2 separate regions of the Mus musculus genome follow, and region 1 is linked to region 2. A link is a loop called in an ENCODE intact Hi-C map of the cell type or tissue named here. Cell type or tissue: left cerebral cortex. All regions are shown on one strand. Each heading gives the region's core, and the rest is flanking DNA. Links, peaks and the distances in the headings are about the cores only. Region 1 has its middle 22 kb from the start of Gm39364. Region 2 overlaps Dapk2 (death-associated protein kinase 2).

Region 1 (11,710 bases), core at 1,966-9,965, 58 kb after region 2:
AAGAACAACATTTAACTGGGGCTGGCTCACAGGTTCAAAGGTTCAGTCCATCATCATCAAGGTTGGAGCATGGCAGCCTCCAGCAGACATGAGGCTGAAAGAGCTTCGAGTTTCACCTTGTTCTGAGGGCAGCTAGGAGAAGATTGGCTTCCAGGCAGCTAGAATAAGGGTCTTAAAGCCCATGCCCACAGTGACATACTTCCTCCAACGAGGCCACACCTACTCCAACAAGACCACACCTCCTAATAGTGCCACTCTCTGGGCCAAGCATATTCAAACTACCACACATGCCTAAAGCTTTGATTGTATGTTCAAAGCCTGTGTGGCTTCTTTTGGTGGCATTCATAGTTATAGGACATACGGATAGACGAAGAACACAGACTGCAGTAACTCACAACAAGGTCACTTACAATCTCCCCACCCTCTGCATGCTCACACACACACACACACACACCCACACACAAAGAGACAGAGACAGAGGCAGAGGCAGAGATAGCGACAGGGCTTTTTCCAGTCCCTTTCCTAGAATACTCCACATTTTCTGGATCTTTAACACAGGGATACAAGTCCTTAGATGTTTTCTGCTCTGTTTTCTACCTGCTACCTAGATGACCTCATCCAGTCTCATGACTTTAATACTGTTTGTTCTCTGAAAACCCTCAGCTTTACTTACATCTTTAGCCCAGATCTCTCCTTCTGTTCCAGAAACTCCTGTCTGCCTGCTTGACACCATTCATATAATTGGCTGGCAAACATTTTCATTTCCACAGTTCCTCAAACCAGAGTTGTGTTCTTCCCTGTCCAAGTCCCTCTCTACAGCCTTTCCCAGAGCAATAAAGGACAATTACATTTTCCCAGGTCCCCAAATTTAATAGCACAAATCATCTTCCTTCTTATCAGCAGGACTGCTAATTCTTCCTGTAAAATGTTTGGTATCTGATCTCTGAGGACCACTCTACCATGTCCAGTCTGGTCCAAGGCATCCTGAGATATCCTTGGGTTAGTCCTCTAGTCTTCTGGGTTGTTCATGTGGGCATCTTTGCTTCAGTTTTTACTAGTGCTGTGCTCTGTGGCACAGGCAAAACCTTCAGTCCCTCTACTGATAATCTAGCAACCAACATGATCTTTTAGACCTGTGAGCCAGTTCAGGTTCATTTATTCAAAACCCACCCATCATCCTTGAGTCTTTGACATTAGCCTACAGTGTCCCATGTCACTTCTCTCTACTCTCCCATGTCTTTCCTCATCCTACTGCACTCAGTCCCAAGTTCTCACCAACCACCCCTATCTTCTTGCTGTATTTAAATATATTAAGTTACTCTACCTTGGGCCCCATTCTGTATTTTCTATTCCCTCTCTGGAATAATCCCTTCCAGCTGTCCACGTGTCCGAGGGTCCCTGCTCTTATGTTGCCCCACCTTAAGGGACTGTCATTGTCACTGTAATATAATAATCCATGACTTCATGAGCATCACTGTCTTTATCCAGCTCTTCATTTTTTTTTTTTGTAGCTCTTACCAGGATCTGATATACTATAGAGGAATGTGCTTCTAATGGGTACATCATTTGCATGTTTACCCTAGATCACAAACTCTGAGAAGGCAAAGGCTTTGTCTTGTTCCTGCTATATCCCCTGATCCTACATCAATACTGGAAAAGAGCAGTGCTCAGTTAGCCAGTAGTTTCTTTATGAATAAATGAATACTAGATGCTAAATATATGTTAAATTAAATAGAACTGGACATGACCCTTTAAAATATTTTTACAATTATTTGTGTGTGTGTGTGTGTGTAGGTCAGGTGGCAGCCCTTGGGAATTAGGTCTCTCTTTCTATCACATGGAGTCATCAGGTTTGGTACAACCACCTTTACTCCCTGAGCCATCTTGTCAACCATGAACTTGATTCTTAACCTTTGTGGATCACAGAAAGCTCTTTTTGGAGGTTCTAAGCAGAAGAGGGGCTGGGACTAGGAAAAAAGAGGAAGAGAAAGGAAAAGGGAAAGGGAAAGAGAAAGAGAAAGAGAAAGAGAAAGAGAAAGAGAAAGAGAAAGGAAGAGGAAGAGGAAAAGGAAGAGGATAAAGAGAAAGAGAAGGAAGGAAGGAAGGAAGGAAGGAAGGAAGGAAGGAAGGAAGGAAGGAAGGAAGGAAGGAAGGAAGGAAACTTTGTAAATGAGTTCCTAAGGTTTTAGATGGAGAAATGAAGGCTGAATCTAAGGAAGGACAGGGCTGCTTGGACAGCACTAGGGGGCTGATGTGACAGCTAAAAGACAATAGGCAATGTCTGTGCTAAAAGCAAATACCACTTTGAGTATTTAAAGCAGAGAGGTGGACAGACACCACCACGGAGAAGTGTGAGACAGTTCAGAGACTTGCTATAGTTGGGACAGTTCCAGCTTCAGAGGGTCAGGGGGGAATGGCATGGGCACTAAGGTATTTTTTTTGTTTATTTTTATTTCATATATATATGAATTTCATATATATATAAAATAAAAATATATACATAATTTTTCCTAGACAAGGGTTCACTGTGTAGCCTTGGCTGTCCTGGTACTCACTCTGTAGACCAGGCTGGCCTTAAATTCACAGAGATCCACCTGCCTCTGCCTCTTGAGTGCTAGGATTAAAGGTGTGCATCACCACTGCCTGGCAAGTTGCGTGGTTTTTAAAATTTATTTTTGTTTTGTTATTGTGCCACAGTGTGCAAGTGGAAGTCAAACAGCTGATGGGAATCAATTCTCTTTCTACCATGTGGGCTCTGGGCCCAGAGGCCAGTGCTTTTAACCACTGACTCATCCTTACATCCCTGAATCTGGCTTTTTAATGTGAGTTCTGAGCACTATAGTCCAAATACTTTTATCTGGTTGGCCCACCTTACCAGGCTCATAATAAGGACAGGGTCTTATTATGAAACCTCGGCTGGTCTGGAACTCCTTTGTCTATACAAGGGAAGTCTAGAACTCTTCCTCCTTCCTAAATGCTAGGAATTAAAGTCATACATCATTACTCCCAGCCCCAAGGTATTTTTTATTGTTGTAAATTTGTTGTAATTTCAAGACAGTGTGTCTCTGTGTAGCCCTGGTTGTCCTGGAACTCACTCTGTAGACGAAGCTGACCCGGAACTCAGACGTCCTACCTGAGGGCTGGAATTAAAGGCATGTGCCACCACCACCACCACCTGGTTCCAAGGTACATTTTAAAAATCACTGGGTTTAGTCTCTGAATTCTAGCAGATATTATGCAGAGAGGAACTTGGGGCTTCTGGCTAGGATCCCAAATCTTTTCTGTCCTACTGTTTTAAGGTTGAACCAGTTTTGCCACTTGCCACTCCTCCAGGGCACCACCTCTAAGATGCCTTTGGTTGTGATGGGAACTGTGGTTGCTTGAGTGAAAATGACTCCCATAGGCTCATGTACTTGAACACTTGAATTCTAGTCGTGGAACTGTTTGGAAAGGATTAGAAGGTGTGACTTTGTTGGAGATGGTGTGTTGCTGGGGGTGAGCTAAGGAGATGTGTGTGTGTGTGTGTGTGTGTGTGTGTGTGTGTGTAGTGTTCATTTAAAAAACAACCACAGAAATATTTTTAAGAATATGTTTTCATTTTCATCCCAGGTGTGAGGCTATGAGTCTGCTTTGTAGCAGCTATGATTTGCCTCAAGCTCTAGCAGAGGAGTGGTTTTGCTAGCTGCAGATAGTTTCTGGGATTGTGTGATGTTTGGAATTCTGGAAAATCTTCAGAGGGTGTATCAATGCTGGAGCCCTGCGAGGTGAGGTTGCTGCTTGTGGGTTGTTTAGGGGTGTTGTCTGCACTTTGTTAATAGTCGTGTTCAAAGAAGAAACAAAAGGAAAGACATTAGATTCAGGGTTATCTCTCTCCCCTTTACTCTTCTTTCACTCCTATCTAGTGATGGGAGTAAATGGGGGGATGGGGAGACAAAGGGTAGGAAAATGAAACAACAACAAACCCACAGAGTAGTAAAGACCATGATTCTGACTCCAGGACATGACAAATTTGTGTTATTTAAAGCCAATTCAAGTCATGGTAATTTGTCATCAAAACAGAAAACAACTGGGGAGACTTACAATCAATTTTTACGACAACCAACAACCTGATAATTGGAAAGAAGAAAAAAGTCTCCTATAGAAGTGAAGATGGCAGTTACACCTGAGTTTGATCCCAGCGACCCACATAGTGGAAAAAGAACCAAGACATATAAATTGCTTGGTCCCCCCCAACTATTCATGGAATAAATAAATAATAAAAATAAATAAGTAAATAATAATAATAATAATAATAAGAAGAAGAAGAAGAAGAAGAAGAAGTATGGGCCTTGAAGATAGACAGACCTGATCCAAATCCCATCTGAACTTCACTCCCCTGTCTCTGGAAGTATGGAAGTATAATACCTACCTTGCCCAGGGAGATTGTGAAGATTAAGGTAATTCAGGTGGGGGTTGAGGGTTTAGCTCTGCGTTACTCGCCCATGGTTTGAGTCCCAACACTACAATAAGGAAAGCAAGGCAAACCCAACAGTCTAGGAACCAGATATAGCACCTGAAAAATCAGGAAGGGCTCTACAGATCATCACAGTAGATGTTTTTATTGCTATCGCTCTTACTGCCCCTCCCACTCTTATTCCTATGATACTATGGCTACTGTTGCCCTCACCACTATACCACAGCATGGTAGGCTGAGTACAGAACCTGGGAAGGATCAACAGAAACGGCCACAGCAATGAGGGAAGATAGCATCAGAAAGGAAGTTACAACACCTACCAGCTCTTCTGGTGGGACTTATTTCTCAACCTGAAGACCTCTGAGACTGAGAACATTGCTATCTGCATCTACCTGCCCGCATCTCTACTAGAGTGCCCGTGCCTGGTGCTGTAGCCTCTTGGCTGACGGGTTAATGCCAAATCCCCAGCCAAGGGCTCCATCTGCGCTTCTCTGTCTGGCCCTGAGCCATTGGGCCAGGCCTGGATTCCAGCTAGGGCATTACTAAGCAAGTGTAGAGACATGGCAAGAGCCCAGAATTCAAGGTGCCTGTCCTGTACCCTGGGGGATAAACTGGGACCCAGAGTCTAATTACAGCCATTTTTCTCATGGCATTTTCCAGTTGAGAAAGCAAACCACAGAGCAGAACACTGTGTGGGCAAGGTACAAACACCTCCTTTCTGTGATTCTCTCCCAAGGCCCCATTATTGTTCAGGAGCCTCCTTTTCTTCAAATGTATAAAAAAGGCACCAGATTGCTTTTCCCTAAAACACTGAGTCTCAATGAGTAACACACTAAGACAATATGTTGTAGGTATTTTTAGCATGAAATACTGCTTAATATGGTGGTTATGAATCACCCTCTGAGCCAGGGCTGGTGGTACCAGCTTGTCATCTCAGCTAGTAGGGCGCTGAAGCAGGAAGATCACAAGTTCAAGGCCAGGCTGGGCAATTTAGCCAGATCATGTCCTCAAAATTAAAAGAAACAATAATAAGAGAGGGGTAGGCATATGGTGATAGAGCTCAATGGTAGAATTCTTCCTTGAATTCACAAGGTTATTTTTATCCTCTATGTATGTGGGATGGGTGGGAGGGGGTGTGCATGTCCACATACATTTACATGTGTGTGGGAGTGTGTGTGTAAATGTAATTCTTGGGGGTTTCTATGCTCCTTTTGCTACCAAAATAACTTCAGGGCATTTCTACACCTGTTCTAGCCCATTTTAGCTCCTGCATTAAGACACAGAGACCTATTATTTTTATTAACAAGCTGCAAGCACTAATAGCTGGTCAGATTCTGATCTATTCTAACCTGACTAGGCTGCTACTACCCAGCCAAATGATTCTGTACCTGCAACTGAGTCTTGCCTTGGCTCACTCTGGTCCAGGTGTGTTCTCATGTTTGTTTTCCCATTGAGACCTCATGGTGAATCCTTCTGGTCTCTCTACATGGTCTCTCCACTTCTTCTCCCTCTTCTTCTCTGCTCTCATCTCTCTGGTAACCCCTGATTTCATTTCTCTGGAAATCCTGCCCTATTCTCTTCTGCCCAGCTAATTGGCTGACCAACTCTTTAACAACTGATCAGAGTTAATGGAAAATAATTTTTTACATAACACAGAGACCAGAGAGACGCTCCACTGTGCCATTGTCCGACTGCAACCAGATGTCTGGGCATAGAAATCAGTATCTGAATATACAGTGCACAAAACCATTCCCAAACAGGTGTGGGAGTACACACATTTACCATGGTGCATATCTCCATGGTGCACATCAGACAGTAATTTGCCAGAGTCAGTTCTCTCCTTTACCATGTGGGTCCTGGCCTGGAATAAAGGTTTTCATGCTTAGTATTATGGGTCTTTACCTGTTGATCCATCTCATTGCTCCCTCTGAGGTCATGGGTTCAATCCCCAGCATTGAGGGTTGAGGAATCCCCAATAGAATTCTTATCTGGAGTCAGATTCTAGCATTCCATCCTAGTTTATTTCACACAGGGCCTCACTACATGGTGTAGCTCACTTATATAGCTACACTCTAGCATTCCCATCTCAGCCCTCCAAGTACTGGTGGTATAGGAATTTGTCACTGCCCTGGGTGCACAGTCTGGGTTTGCTTCTTTTAGCTGTATGGCCTTGGACAAAGTGCTTAAGAATCTCAATCCCAGCCGGGCAGTGGTGGCATATGCCTTTAATCTCAGCACTTGGGAGGCAGAGAGAGGTGGATTTCTGAGGTCAAGGCCAGCCTGGTCTACAGAGTGAGTTCCAGGACAGCCAGAGCTATTCAGAGAAACCCTGTTTCAAGAAACCAAAACCAAACCAAACCAAACCAAACCAAAAAACAAACCTCAATCCCTTTTTATTTATTTATGTATTTAAGTATTTATTTTTAAGATATGATCTTGTCAGGCTGTGGTGTCATGTCTTTAATCCCAATACTCGGAATGCAGAGGCAGGAGGATTCCAGTCAGTTGGAGCACGGCCTGGTCTACAAAGCAAGTTGGAGGGCAGCCAGGAATACACAGAGAAACCCTGTCTCAAAAAGTCAAAACAAAAACCAACTAAACAACAGCAACAACAACAAAAGCATGATCTTACTACATGACCCTTGAAGTTCTGGAATGTGCTATATAAACAAGGCTGATCTTGAACTCACAGAGACCCACCTGCCTCTGCCTCTCAAATGCTTGGATTAAAGACATGCACCACCATGTTTGGCTCAATTTCTTTATTTTGCAAACAGTTTTAGGGTCAGAGATGTGGCTCAGTGTGGATGAGTATGCCTGCTGCCAAGACTAAGGATCTGACCTTCATCTCCAGGCCCTGAGTGGTGGAATGAATGGGTTTCTACACGTTGTTCTCTGACCTTCACATGTGTACTGTAGCACACACACAGATCCCCTCAGGGTCCCTTTAAGGAGCCCACGGCTCACTGCCTGAATGCGAGCAAATTACTTGGTAGATGTTAATTACTATTGTCACCAGTCTCTCTTATGGTTTGAATATGGAACACCCTCCAGCGAGCTCATGTGTTTAAGCCTGGAGCTCCAGCTGGGTGCTCTTTGGGGGAATTTCTAGAAGCTTTAGGAGATGGGCTATGACTGAAGACGGTAGAGAATCACAGAGATGTGTCCCAAGGATACATCTTGCCCTGGTCTCTTCCTATATTCCTTTTAGCTCTGCTTCTGGAGGCCATGATGTGAGCTCCTGGTCTTTGTCACCCTCACCCCACCCTGAAAGGATGAAAGGATGATCCTGAAACTGTGAGCCAAGACAAATATATCCTTAAGTTGTTATATCATAGCTATTATAGCACAGAGACGCGAAGGTTAACTTTCGCGGCATCACTGTGCTCTCAGCCTCCTTTTTAGATCATAGATTTTGCTTAGGACCAGATGCAGCCATCGTCTTGATGCCAGCTTGACTTTGCCTCTCCTTGTAGTCACAGCAGTCACAGACTGCTTACTTGATAAGGCCTGGATAGTTGGGGCCCTTTTCCTCCAGAGGTCAGGGCAGCGGACAGTTTTAGCATCTTCTTGGTAGGTTCAGCTACCATGGCTGCAATTGACAAGGAAGGTATGCTCAGCTGTTTCAGAAGTACTCCATGACAGTTGTTACAGTGCTGGGGCTCTCTGTCCCTCAAAACTGTACAAATAATAAAATTCAAAGTTAAACCAGGTATGGAGGTACACACCCTCATTCCCAGCACTTGGGAGTCAGGTCAGGCGTTCAGGCCGTCTTCAGTTACTTAGTGAGGTGGAAGGCAGCCTGGGCTGCTTACAGTCCTGTCTGATAAGAAGGAAAGAAGGGGCTGGAAAATTCCTCGGGAGTTAACAGCCCTTACTGCTTTTGCAGAGGACACAGTTCAGTTCCCAGCATAGACAGACAGACATTAGGTGTCTCAGAACCACTTGTAACTTCAGTTGCAGGGGGTCAGGGGTCCTCTTTTAACCTCTATGGGCATTTGCATGTCTTTGCATGTCATAAATAAATAAATAAATAAATTAATTAATTAATCAATTAATAAACCCTTAATTTCTAACTTTATATAACTTTGAGCAAAATCATTGAATTTGTCCATTGGCCAACTCAGTTATTACTGATCAGAATAGATCTGAGAAATCATGACAGTTCAGGGTTATTTCAAACATGGCAACTAAATGTAAGATTTCCCAGAGTATGAAGTAGGAGTGATAGGTGAAATTTGATGGACACATGCTTAGAATGCAAAGGGCTCTGGGTTAGGGCATATTATTAAAAAGCAAACACAAACAAACAACCCTCTTAAAAAAGAGTGTGCAAACAAACATCCTAAAAGATTCCCTAGACAGAAACAAGACATGAAAAATGAGCGAGATGACATTTGCAAGGTCTTTGAGTGTTCCCCCCTGGGGTGAAAATAATTGGTGGCTGTAGGGCACTCAGCACTCTCTGTCACCACATGTGACACCAAGTCACTGTTTGTCTGTCCAAAACAAAGTATTCCTTTCAGCTCTGAAATCCCACCTCTGAGAATCTGTCCTGAGGAAATAATCCCAATTTAGAAAGCACTGCTGACATATGTTCATCGATTGCCTAATTATGTATAAATGTGAAACTTCCTCAATGACAACCCAAAGGTCTACCAACAGGATTAAGTCAACAATAACAAACCTACTAGTGGAATATTACATAGCCACACACAGGGGTTGTGTGGCAGCTCAAGGAAGGTGTTCTGAATATAACAAGTAAACAATTAGATATAAAATGACATAATTTTAGATATGTGACAAAATGTAAGGAGAAAAAATTAGGAAATACTAATATTTAATAGTTGTATGAAGAACTAGAATTAAGACATATTAGTGAGTGTATTGGAGTGACAGAGGAATTGTGGGTAACGTTTTGATATATGTTTCGAGTTAAAATGTTTTACTACATTTTTGTTTATTTTTTATATGTATGTGTAGATGTGTGTGTGTGCATACATAGGCTACCATGTACATGTGAGGTCAGAGGACAGTATGCAAGAGGCAATCCTCTTCCACTATGTGGGTCCCAGGCATGGAATTTAGGTCACTGGGCTCGGCTGCAAGCCTCTTGTTGAGATAACTTATTGGCTTTGTTCTGAGCTTTGAACTTTGTAGTTCAGTATGAACTGTGAGGCTAGTAGACTAGTAACCCTCAAAGATCTCTTGGCCTGATCCCTAGAGCCTGTTACTATGGATTAAGAATAAAATGTACAGATTGATTATACATCTTATTTACACTTAAAATCAAGATATTTTTCCTTTGAGTAAGGAGAATTTCTATCACTGAGTTTATAGGAGGCAGATCTGATTTGTAGTTCAGCCCCTTAGTTGTTTGCTATTTATCAAACCTCTAATCTCCAGGTCTACATACATATAAACCCTGAAATGGAGTCAGTTTGCTTTTGGTATGGACCATTTTTCTCCTTTAAATCAATTTTTCTGAAACCATAAAGCTATGACATTATAAGCAAAATTTAAAAAAGAGAAAGAGAAATTTCCACAATTTCTTTACCTCTATGTAGTAGTTCTTTTCTACATTGTCTTCTGTTTTTTGTTTGTTTGCTGTGTTTTGAGATTTTAAAACACGGTCTTATGTAGCCCAGGTTGGTCTTGAACTTGCTGTGTTGTTGAGGATGCCCTTGTAGAATGGAAAGTGTTCTCTTTTCCCCTGCCTCCCAAGTGCTGGGATTACATGTGTGTATCACCATACCTGAGCCTTTTTCTCCCCTCCCCTCCCCTCCCCTCCCCTCCTCTCCCCTCCCCCTTTCCCTCCCCTCCCCCTCCCCCTGAGCCTTTTTCTCCCCTCTCCTCCCCTCCCCCTCCCCTCCCGCTCCCCTCCCCCTCTTCCTTCCCCTTCCCCTTCTCCCTTCCCTTCCCTTCCCTTCCCTTCCCTTCCCTTCCCTTCCCTTCCCTTCCCTTCCCTTCCCTTCATCTTTTACCTTTCCTATATCCTTTCTCTCTGTGTGTGTCTGTCTCTGTGTGTCTGTCTCTGTCTCTCTCTGTCTGTCTTTTTTTTTTTTTTTTTCTGAAGCAGTCTTGCTATGTAGCCCAGGCTAGTCTCAAACTCTAGATTATAGCCTCCCATGTTCTGGAGTCATAGATATTCACTACCACATACTGTGAGTTCTTTAAAAAAAAATACATTTTGTGTTAATTAGGACTCTACATTGTAAATAGTCAAAATCTGACTCTTAAAAATGAATTAGTTTAATAACTAGTAAAATACACTAACTTTTGGAGTGGCTAGATTCAAATGATATACTTAAAATATTGCTAAGGCCATATGTCTCTCCATGCCTTGGCTCTCCTTTCCTCTATATGGCTTCATTATTTGGTCTGTCCATGTGGGAAGAAGACTGGACAATAGTTTGGTGAGACTCCTGTGGTCCTTTTAACACTCAATGCCAGAGGCAGACAAAGCAACTGATGTAAATATTATGTATACTTTGTCCTTGGACATCTATGGGTCACATGCCCACTGTGAGATAAATAGGTATTGAACTGGAGATAATGGTAGCAGTTGTCTAGGCCTGTGTCACACACATACTTTTCTAGGCAAGGATTGGACAGGGCAGTATGACTGACAGCCAGAGAAGTTGCTATGCCTTTAAAGTGGGTGTAGACCATGCAAAAACAGGAACCAGCACCTATCCTTATTTTATTTCTTTTTTTCAAAAATGTTCACTTTAGATATAAAATTATATGCATATATGAAAATGCCACAATGAAACCATTATTTTGACATAGTGGAATCTAGAAAAAAGGTCTAAAAATAATATGTATTTATCCTGTACAGTATGATATTTTGACTAGCTAAATTAGCATATGCATCACTGGTGTGGACTTCATGGTGACTGACCACTGCTGCTTGACAAAATTCCAGCATATCAACAACTTGGACCACAATTCTCTAGCATCCTTTTACTTTCATCTTTGATGATTTTCACTATGCATTATGGGAGTTTCCTTATGCTTTTTCCATTGGGGAGTTTTGTACGGGCTTTGGTAGACAATGTGAATGTATACAATGGCAGTCTCTCTAAACAAAACAATTCTTTGGAAAAAGTCTCTGCCATTGTGGAACCACACAGGGTGATAACTCTACCTACTCCTACACAAGAATCCCCATTACGCCCCTGTTTGCACCAAGGTAGAGAAGTTAAAGATTTATTAATTATAAGATGGTTCCAGGAACTCCTAGGCACTTACATT
Region 2 (11,710 bases), core at 2,404-10,403:
TATAGTGTAGAGAGCAAGTGTGTATACTGTAGAGAGCAGGTGTGTACAGTGTAGAGAGCTGGTGTGTATAGTGTAGAGAGCAAGTGTGTATACTGTAGAGAGCAGGTGTGTACAGTATAGAGAGCAGGTGTGTACAGTAGAGAGCAGGGTGTGTACAGTGTAGAGAACAGATGTGTATAGTGTAGAGAGCAGGTGTGTACAGTAGAGAGCAGGGTGTGTACAGTGTAGAGAGCAGGTGTGTACAGTGTAGATAGCAGGTGTGTACAGTGGAGAGAACAGGTGTGTACAGTGTAGAGAGCAGGGTGTATATAGTGTAGAGAGCAAGTGTGTATAGTGTAGAGAGCAGGTGTGTACAGTGTAGAGAGCTGGTGTGTATAGTGTAGAGAGCAAGTGTGTATACTGTAGAGAGCAGGTGTGTACAGTGTAGAGAGCAGGTGTGTACAGTAGAGAGCAGGGTGTGTACAGTGTAGAGAGCAGGTGTGTACAGTGTAGATAGCAGGTGTGTACAGTGGAGAGAACAGGTGTGTACAGTGTAGAGAGCAGGGTGTATATAGTGTAGAGAGCAAGTGTGTATAGTGTAGAGAGCAGGTGTGTATAGTGTAGAGAGCAAGTGTGTATAGTGTAGAGAGCAGGTGTGTACAGTGTAGAGAGCAGGTGTGTATAGTGTAGATAGCAGGTGTGTACAGTGTAGAGAGCAAGTGTGTACAGTGTAGAGAGCAGGTGTGTACAGTGTAGAGAGCAAGTGTGTATACTGTAGAGAGCAGGTGTGTACAGTGTAGAGAGCAAGTGTGTATACTGTAGAGAGCAGGTGTGTACAGTGTAGAGAGCAGGTGTGTATAGTGTAGATAGCAGGTGTGTACAGTGTAGAGAGCAAGTGTGTACAGTGTAGAGAGCAAGTGTGTACAGTGTAGAGAGCAGGTGTGTACAGTAGAGAACAGGGTGTGTACAGTGTAGAGAGCAGGTGTGTATAGTGTAGATAGCAGGTGTGTACAGTGGAGAGAACAGGGTCTGTACAGTGGAGATTGGGCTGAGGAAGAGCGGAGCCAGCAGGGCTTTGGCATGTTGAGTTCTGCCTTTGATCCTAGGGTCACCAGAAACCATTAATGGATCTTGGGCTAGTGCTGAAGGAGAAACTCTCAGTGGGCAGCACAGACCAGATTTTGATCTAATAAAGTCATTTTCTAGAATCCTATTAGGTTTTTTTTTTAATTAGCAAGCTGGATCATTTAAAATATCACATATAATAACTGTAATCAATACCATTTTAGTCAAATATAAGAAACCATAATTTTAAGATGCATGATTATTTTATGGACAATTAAGACAGAAAAAAAATCCTATCATGGGCAGTCTTCTAGGAGATGCACAGGGAGAGGGCACACGTGAGACAGCACCACCACGCAGAAGAGAGTGGCAAACACACCTGGCCCAACTTTGACCCTAGGGAGAGATGGAAAAACTTGGATCAGGAGGCATAGCTGCCTTTGCAACATTGCTCTTTGGGTTTGGACCACATCAGTGTGAGCCAGAAGAACTTCAAGCATGGACTGCTGTGCCCCACAGTCGAAGGCTGGGTGACCCCACCTGACTCACTGAAGCTGTGCAGCCTTCTCTCCAGATGACCTGCCTCACTCCAGGCCCACAGTGATGGGATGCCACATTGATTAGGAGGTGCTATGATGTCTTTGACATTGCACATCCTGGGATGAAGGAAAGACTGCAGAACCCTGTGCCTTATGCTGAAGACAAATGACTCTGCAGTCCTGTGTGCCCTGTCATGGGATGTCACATACTTCTTTTAGGACAAGACACCATGAATATTAAAGGTCCCTTTGGGTGCATCAGCAGACCTTGACATTTATATTGGGTTTCCTAAAATGAGAAAAGCCATGGGTGCAAACATGCTGGGTGAACCTTCTTTGAACGCCAAAGTAAATGCAAGAAGATTTATGTCTTAGTCAGGGTTTCTATTCCTGCACAAACATCATGACCAAGAAGCAAGTTGGGGAGGAAAGGGTTTATTTGGCTTACACTTCTATACTGCTGTTCATCACCAAAGGAAGTCAGGACTGGAACTCAAGCAGGTCAGGAAGCAGGAGCTGATGCAGAGGCCATGGAGGGATGTTCTTTACTGGCTTGCCTCACCTGGCTTGCTCAGCCTGCTTTCTTATAGAACCCAAGACTACCAGCCCAGAGATGGTCCCACCCACAAGGGGCCTTCCCCCCTTGATCACTAATTGAGAAAATGCCTTACAGTTGGATCTCATGGAGGCATTTCCTCAACTGAAGCTCCTTTCTCTGTGATAACTCCAGCTGTGTCAAGTTGACACAAAACTAGCCAGTACAATTTAAGTGATGGCTGTGATTTGATTAGGGAGGGTGGGGAAGGGAGGGAGAGCTGGTTTTCTTGGGTTGGTGGAAATCTGCTACTCTGCTCATGCTGAGAGGGTCCTCAGAGGGGACCTCCCCAGGACTCTCCCTCTATAGCAGTTTATGGGGCAGCACTCATCCAAGGTCACACAGCTGGTCAGCCTCTGGGCTGGCACAGAGCCATAGTGGTTTCCTTCCGTGCAGTGTAATTGTCCTCTGTGTTCAGTCATGAGTGTGACAGTGTCTCCTTTAGCTGTTTCATAACCAGACCCTTAGCTGGACAAAGACAAAGTTAACTGAGAAAAGTACCCAAAGGCTTTCAGGGAACTTAGAGAAGACTGTGACTTTCCTATGTCGCCTGACACACAAACTCCTTTCTCCTAAGGTATCACAACCTGGTGTACAGGGGTGTCTGAAGAGACCTATGCAGGGAATGCAGCCAGTGAACCCACCTGCTCCTCACAGGCTCACAGCTGGCATTTTAATAGCCACCTGGAGCACAGCACTGTCAAGGCAGGATTTGGGACAGGGAGTAGAGTGCCTCATAGGACCTAGAGGAAGGGAGCCGGGAACATGGGACAGCATACTGCTCTATGAGCCTCTGCCACCACTAGGATCTTCTGCATTTAGGAAGGGTATACTTATATATGGGGTTACACATATGCATATGGGTACATTTTATACATATGTTTATGTTTGTGGAAGCCAGTGGTTAACTTTGGTTGTCATTCCTCTGGAGCAAATCTTCCTTGGCTTTATTTTTCTGGCTGTATAGTCCTGGCAGACCTGAAACTCACTATGCAGACCAGGCTGGCCTCCAACAGAGATCTACCTCCTCCGCATTGGGATCAAAGGCATGTGCTATCACATCTGGCTCATCCACCTTGCTTTTTGGGACAGGGTCTCTCATTGGGGCAACTTAGACCAGGCTGGCTGGCCATTGAGCCTCAGGGATCTGCCGCTTTTGGCCTCCAAGGCATTGGGAATACAAGTACACGCCCCTGAGCTGGGCTTTTTACCTGGGGATCAAACTTGGATCCTCATGCTTGTGCAATAGGCACTTTGCTGACTAAGATGTCTCCCGGACCCTCATGAAGGAGTTTTGACTTACCAGACTTTAAATTAAAGCTTGGCTTCGTGCTCAGCTCAGACATCATTGAGTCTGTCAGGTGGGTGGGAGAGTGTGTAACATATCCCTGAAAAGCAGTTCCTAAGGAAGTTGGGAGGCAGGTCCATGGGCAGGAAGCTGTCCTATCCTGAAGCAGATATAGCCATGGCTGCCCTGTGTATGTTTGCAGATTCTAAAGGCTGATGAGAAAGAGTTGGAGCAGAGCAGGGAGAGTGATCAGAATAGGAAGAACCAGAGACTCCTCCTCGGCTTCTCCTCCTGAGGTGACAATGACAGTGGTAGCATCCCTTCCCACAGCCCAGTCAGAGGTGGTTGTGCGCCCAGACATAACCACCTCATCACTGTCAAACCTTTTAGAAATGTCTGAGGAGATGAATGGCTTTTCTCCTTTGTGAAATTCTTGGCCTGTGGGGAAAGCTCTTGGCACTGAAGATTAAAACTAGTGGTGGGCATACTGGAGTCGCAGAGGGGTCAGTTCAGTTGACTAAACCCCCACTGTGCTCTGGTTCTAGGGCGAGGCGAGGGATAAGATCATGGCAGCCCTGAATAAGAGGTACAGTGTACTTAGTTCACGGTTGATAGGGAGAGGTGATTCTTTAATGATGTAGCCACTGGTAAACCCACCCAGGCTCATGAAAACAACCCTCATGAATCTCACTGGGATACACACACACACACACACACACACACACACACACACACACAAACACACGAGAGGCATTAGTTGGAAAGAGGAAGGGGATTAGTGAAAGAGTGGAGAAGGATTAATGGGTAGGAATATGATTGAAATACATAATGTTCATGTCTGAAAATGTCATAATGAAACCCTTTATTAAATATAATTAATATATGCTAATAAAAACATATTTGAAAATACCTCAAAGTGGAAAAAAGATTCAGTATCAGACCAATGTGATCCAACCAACCGGGAGGTGGGAGAGACTTGGTAAGTTATCAGTTAGACCAGTGGTTCTCAACCTTCCTAATGCTGCAGCTCTTTAATACAGTTCCTCATGTTGTAACACCCACACCCCCACCATAAAATTATCTTTGTTGTTACTTCATAACTGTAATTTTGCTACTGTTATGAATCGTAAGCATCTGTGTTTTCCAGTGGTCTTAGGTGACCCCTGTGGAAAGGTCACTGGACCCCCAAAGGGGTCATGACCTACAGGCTAAGAATGGCTGAGTGAGAGGTATACAATACAGTAGAGATGTTTTCTGGTTAAGGCAGTACATGAAGGACAACAGAGTCTGCGGAGATCTGGGGAGCTGCCCCTTCATGGAGACACCTGCCTCCTCCTGTGTCCTTAAGGAAGGTACTGGGTAGAATCTGGAGATCTGTGCCCAGATTGGGTCAGGAGCTTGGAATTGAGTGAAAGGTGAAAAAGAAAGGGTACAGAGATTAAAAGGAGTCTGTAACTTTTTAAAGGGAAAATTCTCAAAGTGTATGCTCAAGTATAGAGGAATGGAACGCTGAGTTATGTGTGTCACACCTGCTCCAGCAGGGAGCCAGTCCATGGCCCTCACCTCGTTCATCTCCTACCACCCCCCCCCTCCCACACACACACACACACTTTGTAGACATCTTACTATAGTCCAGCCTGGGCTCAGATCCACACTTCTCCTGCCTTAGCTGCCAAGTGCTGGGATTATGGGTATGTGTCCACAAGCCTGCAAGACCTTTCTCGGGTGCCTTCTGCTTTTTGTTTGAGGTAGAGTCCTTTCTCCTGGATACTCACCAGGAAGGCCAGGCTCCACCTGTCTCCTCCTCCCATGTCACTGTGACTACAGGTGCCCATACTCTTCCATGGGTTCATGGTTGAACTCCAATCCTCATGCTTGTGGGGCAAGCGCTTCACCAACTGAGTTGTCTTCTTTGTGTAAGCATCGTGTCATCATTATACCTGAGGACATCAGTGATTCCTTGTCTCCTCCATAAACCTAATCCACCCTCACGTGACAAGGGTGTCTGTTACATCTATTTGGTTTATTCATATTAGGACCCAACCAGAGTTCACACGTGGCATTTAGTTGAAACCTTTACATTCTCTTAAGGGAATGGGGGTGGGGTGGGGAGGCGGGGGTGGTGGTGGTGGAGAGTTTTGGAAAGTTTTTCTGTTTTTGTTTTTGTGGTTTTTTTCAAGACAGGGTTTCTCTGTGTAGCTCTGGCTGTCCTGGGACTCACTCTGTAGACCAGGCTGGTCTCGAACTCAGAAATCCACCTGCCTCTGCCTCCCAAGTGCTGGGATTAAAGGTGTGTGCTGGGCTTTAAAGATTTACTTATTTATTTTATGTATATGAGCACACCCTTGCTCTCTTCAGACACACCATAAGAGGGCATCAGATCCCATTACAGATGGTTGTGAGCCGCCATGTGGTTGCTGGGAATTGAACTCAGGACCTCTGGGGGAGCAGTTGGTGCTCTTAACCACTGAGCTATCTCTCCAGCCCCCGGAGAAGTTTTTCTTAGAGACAAAAAAAAAAAAAAAAAAAAAAAAAAAATTGCTCAGAAAACAGAAAGGCCTGGTAAAGAGGATTAGAACAATGTCCGTGTCTCTGTCCTAAAACTACCAGAAAAATGAGGCTAGACCAAGCTCGGAGAGGAACATCTACACTTCTCCCAGTGGTGGGTGGCTGCGGGGTGAGCTCCTGAGCACCCAGGCTGGAGGAGATGGGTTCATTCACAACATTTTCACCTGCATCTTCCTGGGAAAATAGGTGCTTGCCAACAGGGGCCAAGGCCCAGCCAGCAAAAGGAAGGGAGGAGGTGCCCCTTGGAGGAAGACTTGAGCTGAGAGGAGGGAAGTCTACCAGGCCCAGAGTGACAGGAGAGAGAAAGTGGGTGCTCCTGGTGTTCTGTGGAGTATGCAGCTTTTGGGATGGCACAGATGGAGACCTGAAAACCACAGTCTATTTGCAGCTCCTATGGAAAGCCCGAGACAGAGAGAAAAAAAAAAAAATCGCTGGAGGGGGTGGCTCTTGTAAAGCCCACAGTTCCTTTCTCACATCATGAGGGTGGCTGCTACAGCTGCTTTCTCTCCCTGCTCTGGGGTGCCACTTCACACCCAAGGACACACCCCTGGGCTGTTTCAGAGACATTTGCATCTGTGTAAACAAAATCTGAATCCTACCTCAGCTTTCTGTTTTCTTGCCTCCCTTTTCGACATTTTTCCTCCCAAGACACCAAACATCCTTGGGAGCCTGGGCAAAATGACCTGGGCTCCCTGGATAGAGGCAGACCACAGACCGGAAGATGGACACTCACTGTCTTTTTGAAGAGGGAAGAGCTAGAAGCTGGCACAGTTTGTTCAACCAAAACAATGCCACATTCCTTCTGGGCTCGCTACAGAACCTCTCTCTCCCATTGACTTTCCAGACTGAGACTACATCAGCCTTTTGAGAGACTCTTAGCAACCAAGGAGCCTGTTATCGAGGGAAGGCCAGCCTAACAGATTCAAAGCTTAGGTGGCCTTTTCCTTGGAACTCGTGTGGTTATGTGTAGCATAGAGAGAGGCCCTAGAAGTAATTGTCACCTTCTGTTGATGGCCCTGGGCACAGCTCCACATGACATTTCATCTGGCCCTCTCTGGGCTATGAATGACACTGTTGAACCAGAAGGAAGTGGTGTTTTCCTTAATAGGATTTCCTTTTTTCTGCAGGTGGTTTCTCCAGCTATAGGGGCTGGGGGTCAGGGTTGGGAATCAGCCCTTTCTCTTCTACCCATCAATAAGTACATAAGAATAAGTCCTTTTTCTCCCTGAGTCTAGTGTTTCAAATTTCCTTATGAAAAACAAATACACTTTACCAGAATTAGGTTCAAAGGTCATTTATAGCTGAGTGAATTGTACCTCCAAATGGTATTACGATAGCTGATCAAAGTGCCCTGGGCCTCTTATTGGTGGGTGTGAGCATGCCTGGATTTAGGATTTTTTAATTATATTTGTTTGCTCTGTGTGTGTGTGTGTGTATGTATGTGTGTGTGTACATGTGCATACAAGTGCCCCATATGTAGAGATCAGACGATGATTTTTTTGTCACGTGGAACCTAGGATTGAACTCAGGCCATCAGACTTGGCAGCAACACCTTTACCCACTGAGTCATCTTGTTGGCCCAGGTCCTGGGATTTCATTTTAGTTGGTCTTGTCAGTAGCTCAGGGACTCAGTTCAACCACACAACTAGTAAGCAGGAGTAGTATTATTGGCTTGGGGAGGAGGGAAGAATGGCCTGGTGGTATAGACAAGGACAGAAGCAAATTCCAGTGTCCACAGGTTGCTTCCCAGCTGTGGGAGGCCAAGCTGACATCAAAGGGTTCCACACACAACAAAGAAATGTTTGAGGCTCTAGTGATGATATCTAGTGATGATATTGCTGATATCAGAATCAGCAATATTTCTTGAACGATGTGTAAAATAGGATTTGAAATATTTGGGAGTATGAGGTACGGTATCCCTGGCATGGGCCTCCTGCCAGATGCCAGGCCCAAAGCTGTGTGGATGGTTGTGTGCACTGGCCTCCTTCTGGTACCCATGAGGGAAAGTGAGAGTGGAGCTGTGCTCTGATGTGGTTAGGTAGGACAAGCTCCGAAGAGCCTATGGGTGGCCTCCCTTAGCTCTCACCTATGACAGCATCACAGGCTGTCAAAACAGGAAGGGAACATCTGCACCGGCTTGAGGGATCAGCCTGGGCAGTTGTTCTTGGGTCACAGGGCCCTTTGAGAATCCACCAAAGCTGTCAGCTGTCCTTGGAACTGTTGCTTGCCTGGACACACACAAACACACACACACACACACACACACCACACTTAATTTTACTTCCATAATGAATATGTCATAAACTGTGCAATTCGGTGGCTCTTTTTGTTTTTGCAAGATTGTATCATCACTGTCACTCTCTAATCCGAGAACATGTTCATTAGCCCAGAAGGAAGACCTTCTTGGGGCTGGAGAGGTGACTCGGCAGTTAATAGTACTTGCTGCTCTTCCTGAGGACCCGAGTCCTATTCCCAGAACCCAGCTAGGGCACTAGCTCCCCCTGAAGCTACAGGGAGTTACAGGCAATGGTGAGCTGCCCAACACGGGTGCTGAGAACCAAACTCAGGTCCTTTGGAAGAGTAGTACGTGTTTTGACTGCCAGGCAGTGAATGACAACTGTCTGTCTTCCCCCACACCCTACACCCCCAGCCCCTGCCCCATCGAGGCTCCTATTTCCTTCTATTTCTAACACTAGAGGAGTATCAGCAGTGCCATACCTGCCAATAGGCTTGTATTTCACCAAAGCCAGAGCCAGCCTAGTGCTCCCTGCCATAAAATGACCCCCTCCACAAAGTGATACTGATGACTGCTGCTTCTAGCTTTTCTCAGTTAGAAATGGTAGTCATGTTAGTCTCTCTCTCTCTCTCTCTCTCTCTCTCTCTCTCTCTCTCTCTCTGTGTGTGTGTGTGTGTGTGTGTGTGTGTGTGTGTGTGTGTGTGTGTGTGTATCTGTTTGTCCGTTCATCTCTCCCACCCTCCCTCCCTTCCTCCCTTCCTCCCTCCCTCCCTCCCCCTCTCTTTCTGTATATACATGTACTACATTGTGGTAATAATAGCTCAGAGACATTCAGGATACCTTCTGGGCAGCGAGACATTTGTAGCTTCCCCCTTACTGTGACTTTCCCACTGCATGCCTTGCTGGAGAAGGAGGTCAGCGGCAGGCTGAGGGACAGTGTGCAGTCCAGGATTCTGTGGGGGAAGTGGGTAACTGCCATTTGAAGCCCAGTTGACACCATCACGCTGTCTTCTCTCTCAGCCGGTGGACACCCAGCAAGCTATGGTACGCAGAGAGTCCGTGGTCAACCTGGAGAATTTTAAGAAGCAGTATGTCCGCAGGCGGTGGAAGGTACGTCAGGGCCTGGGGTGAAGGGCAGGGGCCTAGGGACTCCCTGCTTCTCCCCAGATCTCCGTCTCAGCTAGCAGTCCTCTCTTCTCTTCCCTCAGCTGTCCTTCAGCATCGTCTCCTTGTGCAACCACCTCACTCGCTCCCTGATGAAGAAGGTACATCTGAGGACAAGCGAGGACCTGGTGAGTACATGCAGAGCCCTCTGCTTGGGCACAGCTCCTGGATTGTAGGTGTGGAGGGGGAGGATATTAACTATTTCTAGCCTGTTCTGTAAGCCTTGTCCTCTTCTGCCCTGAAGGCTGAAGTGTGACCAGCAGGGGGACCATTAGGAACCCTTTCCTATGGGCTTCCTAAGAGTTGCCATTCCACTCCCCTTCCCACCCCTTCCTGAGGGCTAGTAGACCCTGAGAACTGTGGAAATAGGCCCCATAGATCATCCAAAATTTATTCTGGCCAAGTATAATTGTACACACCTATAATCCCAGCGCTTAGGGGGTAAAGGCAGGAGGGTACAGGTGACATGAGACCCTACTGCAAACCATGCCACCTCAAAAAGTCCATTTCAGACAATCCTAGCTCCTCTGTACAATGGGTGCTTTCTTATACCTTTCCCAACTTTCCCTATTTTGTCTTAGACTGCCTATATCAGCAGCATTTGATGATATATTATACTTATTATAGTTTTTTTGTTTCTTTATTTAATGTTTTCATAGTACTAAGGATTGAACCCAGGGCTTTTAGTGTATGTTTAAAACAAGAGACTTATAATGGAATATACTCATCAAGAGGGTGGCCTCTAAAGCCAGTTTTCCAGAATTCAGATCAGCCATTTCCCTGCTGTGTGACCATGAAGAGGTTACTTAATTTCTCTGTTCCAAAATGTCATTATTTGTAAAACGGGGGTAATAATACTTGTTACATTGTTGGGTAGTGATTAAGGGTAAATGAGGACCTGTCTCCAATGCCTGGTGGGTAAGTGCTCAGTGTGTATTAGCAATCCTTAATGCTGCTTAAAATCCTTCTGTAGTTCTCGAAATGGGCATCAGCATTAGCTTTTCAGTTGGTAGGGGTTCCCTGAGATAGCCTCTCCCTCATGATTGAGTGGAGAGAACAGGAGTGTCCAGAAGGTATAAATTTATATATTCATATATAGTTCATATATTCCAGGCACAGCAAAGGCCTGGAAAGCAACTGCCTGCAGCCGCCCTGTGTAAACTGAAGCTGCTTAGCACTGGGCCTGCACCCCAGCACCCAGAATATCCCTGTACTCCCCGGAGCCCCAACACGTCCTCAGGGGTCTTTTTTCCATAGACTGAGCTCTTGTTTATTCCTGCTTTTGCCAGGACTTTGGTAGCTCCAGAGGCCTTTGTGGCTGAGTCCCTCTTCTGGCCACCAGCCTCATGGACTATAAAGGGAACTGACTTGGCAGGCTCTGAGGATCCCTGTTTGTCACCTGCGAGTTTACACAGCTTACTCTTTTATTGTTTGGTTCTGACTCATTCTAAAAAGTTGCTGTTCAGCAAAGCCTGAGTTATTTTTGTTGTCCTAGTCAGAGTTGGTCCAGGATGTATTGGCTAAGTTGATCTTGACCTCAGATTTCCCACTGGCTCAGGCTTGCCTGCGGGATGTATGACAGGCAGCAGGCATGGACCTAGATCTTGGACCTTTTGCCTTGATGTGATGTTGTTGAAGAAAGGGATGTAAAAATATTTCAATTTCTAACTTTTTCATGGTGCAAAATACAGTTTTTTGTTGTTGTTTTTGTTTTTCATTTTTTACTCAGACACTTACATGTTATATGGTTTTTCCTATTGAACCTTCCTTAAAATAATGTTTTTAGAAAGATGACATGGCCTTCTGTTTAGAAAGCATAGAAATTAAACATTTTTAGACTTTTAAAAATCCAAATTATTCTTTTAATAGTTTGAATTAACTGCAGCTGGAGAGATTGCTCAGTAGTTAAGAGTGCTTCCTCCTCTTGCTGAAGACCCAGGTTTGGTTCCTAGCACCTACATGGTGACTCGCAACTACCTGTAACTCCAATTCCAGGGGATTCAACTCCTTCTTCTGGCCTTCATGGGCATCTGCATGCATAGTATATATATATATGTGTGTGTGTGTGTGTGTGTGTGTGTGTGTGTGTGTGTGTGTGTGTGTGTGTGTGCATGTCTAATTAGGCAGACAGACAAAAAATTTAAAACCTTATAAGAACAAAACCCCTTCCAACATTAATAGTGATTTTAACACTTAGTTTAACTTGGTGGGACCAGACTGGAAAGACATTGTAACATCCAGGTGGTTGCTCCAGCTTGCCTTAGCTGTGTGGGAGC

The links. A loop is a pair of places that touch in the nucleus more often than their neighbours do. Peaks named below come from ENCODE experiments on the same cell type or tissue, not always from the same donor. Only the 100,000 strongest peaks of a DNase experiment are listed, where the experiment ranks them.
Region 1: it touches region 2 in a loop (9-fold over the local background); 2 of 42 quality-filtered maps call a loop at or near these places.

What each region holds. Positions count from the first base shown.
Region 1 is chr9:66,317,501-66,329,210 of GRCm38, forward strand. No RefSeq gene overlaps it. Among named protein-coding and RNA genes, the nearest start is that of Gm39364, 22 kb to the left of the region's middle. In left cerebral cortex, for the core only: no CTCF peak of the experiment used is centred there; a DNase peak (open chromatin) is centred at 5,168; H3K27ac peaks cover 679 bases.
Region 2 is chr9:66,259,389-66,271,098 of GRCm38, forward strand. It overlaps Dapk2 (death-associated protein kinase 2), which reads left to right. Exons shown (of 12, transcript NM_010019.3): 10 at 9,291-9,380; 11 at 9,479-9,562. Among named protein-coding and RNA genes, the nearest start is that of Gm39364, 36 kb to the right of the region's middle. In left cerebral cortex, for the core only: a CTCF peak has its summit at 9,673; DNase peaks (open chromatin) are centred at 3,563, 6,448, 6,817, 7,582 and 2 more places; H3K4me3 peaks cover 815 bases; H3K27ac peaks cover 1,785 bases.